Linked DNA regions of Homo sapiens: region 2 is linked to region 1. Evidence: read pairs that join two places in POLR2A ChIA-PET (ENCODE). Cell type or tissue: MCF 10A. All regions are shown on one strand.

Region 1 (2,500 bases):
TTTCACCAACTTGTTCTCCTTGAGGTTTTTCTAAACATCTATTTGTATTACCTTGTCTCTGAAGCATGACTATTTCTCTTAACTTTGCCTGAAGATTGAAATAATGTCAGGTGGGAAATATAGTAATTCCTGGTGTGTCTCTTTTTCCTGCTTTGAAGGTTTCACTAAGTTAAATATATTTATAACTAATTAAATCATCTACAGTGGCATTACTCTGTAACTAGTAAAATGTTTTTCATAATTCAACCAAGGTCATGTTTGACCCAATCTGGCAGCTTCTTTATCTGAATGGTGAGCCTTGAGTTTGACTTCTTCTAAGTTCTAACACCATTTGCAAAGAGCCAACAGTTGATCCCCTTCACCATCAATATTTATTCAGTGGCTGTTGTGCATATGTCTCAGTGTCAACTACTGAGGATTCAATTAGACAGAAGTCATTGCTATTTAAAGTGTAGTCCCAGGACTTGAAGCATGCACATCACCTGCAAGCTTGTTAGAAATGCAGGATCTCAGGCCCCACCCCAGGCCTTAATCAGAATCTGCATTTTTAAAAAATTCCTAGGTGATTGTTTTTGGGAAGCACTGGTATGAAATAGAGTCATGGCTTTGCAGGGCCTACAGTCTATCTGGGGAGCAAGGACAGAGACTGTACCAGCTGAGTACCATTCAAGGCACTGCATGCTAGGGACCAAAGTGAGCAGCAACCCCGAGTCCTGGGAAGAGGCAGACTGGATAAATGGAGGCTCTTACTCCAGACAGGTGTAAAGAATCCCAGGTGGGTGCAAGTGGTGCTCAGAGGATAAAAACATCTGCTGACAAAGCTTCTTACCTCTGGGAAGCTCCTAACATGGAAGTGTTCCCCAGAGGAAATTATTGGCCTCACCTATGACGAGACTGGCAATGAGGACAGGTTATCAGTGACTATTGAGCAATGTACACTTTACAGAGCTTCGTGAGCCAACTGTGAGTGTAATTTGTGACACATGGTCTTAAGTAGTCTCAGGCATGCCAGTTTTATATCAGAAGAATTTCTTTTATGGAGGTTCTTCTCGGGGAGTTTACACCTGTGAGCGGTGATTCATTGCCTCTGAGGAACAATGGCTCCACTCTGAGTTTGTGGTTTTAGAGACTCAAGTTGATTGCAGCTTGAATTCCCAGCTTTTAGATTTTATGATCGGAGCTTCGAATTTTAAAATGTAGGCTGCTTTGAAATTAGGAATTACCTTTTAGGGAAAAATAGATCTCCTATCAAAGAGTGATTTGTCACCTGTCTCAAATATTTCTGGTGGTTTTTTTTTCTTTTTGAGGTGGAGTTTCACTCTTGTTGCTCAGGCTAGAGTACAACGGCGCAATCTTGGCTTGCCGCAACCTCCTCTTCCCAGGTTCAAGCGATCCTTCCAAGTAGCTGGGATTACAGGCATGCGCCACCATGCCTGGCTAATTTTGTATTTTTAGTAGAGATAGGGTTTCTCCATGTTGGTCAGGTTGGTCTCGAACTCCTGACCACAGGTGATCCGCCCACCTTGGCCTCCCAAAGTGCTGGGATTACAGGCAGGAGCCACCGTGCCTGGCCTTCTGGTCTCTATTTGAAAGCAGATTTAGTATTACTAAATATAGAGCGCTGACTTGTAGGGAACTCCAAATTAAGAGGTGGAATTGTGTTTAGGGAACATGTTTTGAAGAACCTCAAGTAGTCAGTCATTGTTCATCATTTCTCTTTGGAACAAAGAGTCCAGAAATGAAGAGTCTTCTTCATGCTGGAATTGTAAACCTACAAATGGACTAACTCACCGTCTAGAGTGATAGCTGAAATATAAATTTGATAGGATATGCACATTAAGAGTGGGGTTTCTCAACAGTGGTGCTATTGACATTTTGGGCCTGATAATTCTTTGTCGTTGGGGCTGCCCTGTGTATTGTAGGATGTTTAGCAGTGTCCCTGGCCTCTATCCACTAGGTGCCAATATTAACCTCCCCCCACCCACGGCATGACAGTAAAAAATATCTCCATACATTTTTCCAAATGTTTCCTGGGGGCAAAATCACCCCCAGTTGAGAATCACCAGTTTAGAGTTATGCCTCAATAATTTGGGACTTGCTGTTTTACTCTCCCAACATGAATTCTACTGAGAATAAGAGAATACATTAATGCAACTTGGGGGCAGCCAAAATAAATGCCAAAAGGCTTATGTACTTTACAAATAGAAGTGTACTGCAGGCCCTCATTCCTTAGTCATTTACTCATACTGTGTACATCTAACAAACAGTTTCCAGATCACAAACACAACTGATTAGAAAAGGCAAATAAAATGTAGTGTGAGAGCTTCCTTTGGGTAGGCACTTGTACTGAGGAAATGGATTACTTTTTCATGGAGCTAAAGGAAACAGAAAAACAGACACTTGAGTTTGCAGATAAGGAAGCTGAAGCTGAGAGTTAGAACTAAGTTCACCAAGATCCCCGTACTTGAAAGTGATAGAAAGTGACCAGAATTTGAGATTA
Region 2 (2,500 bases), 730 kb before region 1:
AGAGCAATTTATTCGGAAGTGTTTTGAGGAAAAAACAATAAGGAATCAGGGAAGAGAGACAGGGAAGGAAGGAAGCCAAGCAAGTGTTCAAGAGCAAACAAAATCCCATAGAGGATAAGGTAGGCTCAATCCCACAGAGCAATTCTGGAGACAGTCATACCTCAGAGCGGTCTGGACTGGGGCAAGGAAGCTGGAGACTTTAAACTTCTGTACCAGGAGTCATTTGTAGGGCCCTTGCCAGGGAGATGTAAACCCTAGGCATTTCTGGATCTCCTTGCAGATATTGGCTGTTGGAAGTGAAAACATGGCATGAAATTGGTAAAGGGATCCAAAAGCACAAAAGTGGAGCATTAATACACTTCTGTTACACAAACCCCAATCCTATAAATCACATTATCCTACTAGCTCTATATCCCATACATTTCCTAAATCATCCATTTTTCTCTATTCTCTAATTGTCCCTCCCTCAAGTACCCCTTGAGCCTGTCATCCTTGGTCTTCTGCCCTATTGCAACCAGGATACTGAACTGCACTTTTGATATCTCTAATCTACTCTTCACACTGTAGTCAGATTGTTCTTTCTGATCCAAGTGGCTTTTCCCTGGTGATATCTCAAATTCATCATGCCTGCTTTCTATTCAGTATACAATCCCCATTAAGCAGATGAGAAAACTGAGGCACAGAGAAGTTAAGTAACTTGCCAATAGTCATTCAGTTAGTAACTGGCAGAGCCAGACTGTGAATCTAGTATCCATTAACCCCAAAGCCTTTCCTATTGTATTTCACTGATCCTGGATTGTGATTAATTTGCCCACTTTGTCCTGATTACTACCAGTTCTATAAGCTTCACATACAATTTGTTTAAAACCAAATTTATCATCTTACTTACCTCCCTCACCAAATGCCTCTGCTCCTGAGATTCCAATGTCAATAATGGCCCTGCTATCCTTTGGTGTTATGCTTGACTCTTCCTTCTTCTTTCTCTATTGTTTGAAGTTATTTCCACAGTTATTGTACTTCTGACTCCTAATGCCCATTGCTGCAGGTAGGCCTGGCTTTATATGCCCTAAGCTGTGGTATACAGAGTACCCAACAAGTACCCATATGTGGGAGGTCCTGGAGCTGTGCCCAAAGAGGGCTCATTAGCAGTAGATAGCATTCCAACAATACTCTGCGCCAAGAAATGAGATCAGAATCCAGGGAATGAAGCCAAACTTGGCTAGTCTGTTGCCAAGCTGGAAGTTCTTGGACACGGTTATAAGCAAAGGGAAAGAAGCCAGTAGAGAGGGAGAGATTGACTGATGATGAAACTGAGAGAAGCAGTAATGGATGGGGCAGGGTCCTGGGGGAGGCGATCAAAAGGATCGCCGTATGTCTCCTTGGGAGTGGGCTGGTTCTGATGATTGGGGTCTTGGGGAGAGGGAGTTATATGCATGGCATATACTAGGTGCTCAAAATAGTACTGAGAGGCGTTAATGATATCTGTCCTTGAAGATCGAGACCATCCTGGGCAACATGGTGAAACTCCGTGTCTACTAAAAATACAAAAAATAGCTGGATGTGGTGGTGGGCGCCTGTAATCCCAGCTACTTGGGAGTCAGAGCCAGGAGAATGGCTTGAACCCAGGAGGCGGAGGTTACAGTGAGCCAAGATCATGCTACTGCACTCCAGCCTGGTCACAGAGGAAGACTGTCTCAAAAAAAAAAAAAAAAGAAAAAAAAGAAAAGGAAATATCTGTCCTCTATTCCTGGAGGCAACTATTTTGAACTAACTTAGCTTAAAAAAAAAAACAAAAAAAAACAAAAAAAACCCAAAAAACCCTGACATTAACTTTCATATTTCTAAGTAGTATACTTATATTATTTCTTGACTTATCAACTTGAAACTACTAATTTCCTATTAGGTGGATGGATCACTTTGTCTGTTATATTACTACCCTCTACTTCTCCTCCTCTTTTCCCACAGTTTAAAAAAATCTTGGATAAATCAGTGGTCCGTGTAATATGTAAATATGTAATGTCAATGTAACTATGGTTTGGTGATGATCCTATTCGTTGTATATTTTATCTTGTACAAATTTTTATTTTTTCTGGAATTAATAGTTTAAGACATTATGTATTCCATGTACCTATCTTTAATGTTTCCTGAAGTGGTCCATCTGCTCTGTCAATTTTTGAGGGTTTTTTTCCCCCACCATGCTGAAGCATATTAGGTAATTGATCGTTTCCATATTTTCTTGGAGTCCTCCCTCCCACAGTGCCTTTCCCACTGCTGCAGCCTGGACCAGGTGCTGCAAAGCCCTAGTGCACAAGCTGTCACCCTGAGATCTTCTGTACTACCACACTGTTTCTTTTCTGTTGGGGCTCCTTTTTCTGGATCCAGTGAATTCTTTTCCTTGGTTTGGTCCACCCACATACTTGATTCATGGTTTGGCTGGGTAATTTTAAGGGCAGTACTCCACTATCTTCCACTATCCAGTTGTGTTGAGAAGTCTTATGGC

What was found. ChIA-PET counts read pairs that join two places held together with the same protein. Peaks named below come from ENCODE experiments on the same cell type or tissue, not always from the same donor. Only the 100,000 strongest peaks of a DNase experiment are listed, where the experiment ranks them.
Region 2: POLR2A ChIA-PET joins it to region 1 with 5 read pairs; 1 of 35 experiments calls an interaction of 5 or more read pairs at or near these places.

Annotation. Positions count from the first base shown.
Region 1 is chr5:75,621,792-75,624,291 of GRCh38, forward strand. All of the region lies in intron 3 of ANKDD1B (ankyrin repeat and death domain containing 1B), which reads left to right. Among named protein-coding and RNA genes, the nearest start is that of ANKDD1B, 12 kb to the left of the region's middle. In MCF 10A, no CTCF peak of the experiment used is centred here; a DNase peak (open chromatin) is centred at 940.
Region 2 is chr5:74,894,932-74,897,431 of GRCh38, forward strand. It overlaps LOC105379039 (a long non-coding RNA gene), which reads right to left. Exons shown (of 4, transcript XR_001742748.2): 2 at 890-983; 3 at 161-287. Among named protein-coding and RNA genes, the nearest start is that of FAM169A, 30 kb to the left of the region's middle. In MCF 10A, no CTCF peak of the experiment used is centred here; a DNase peak (open chromatin) is centred at 1,170.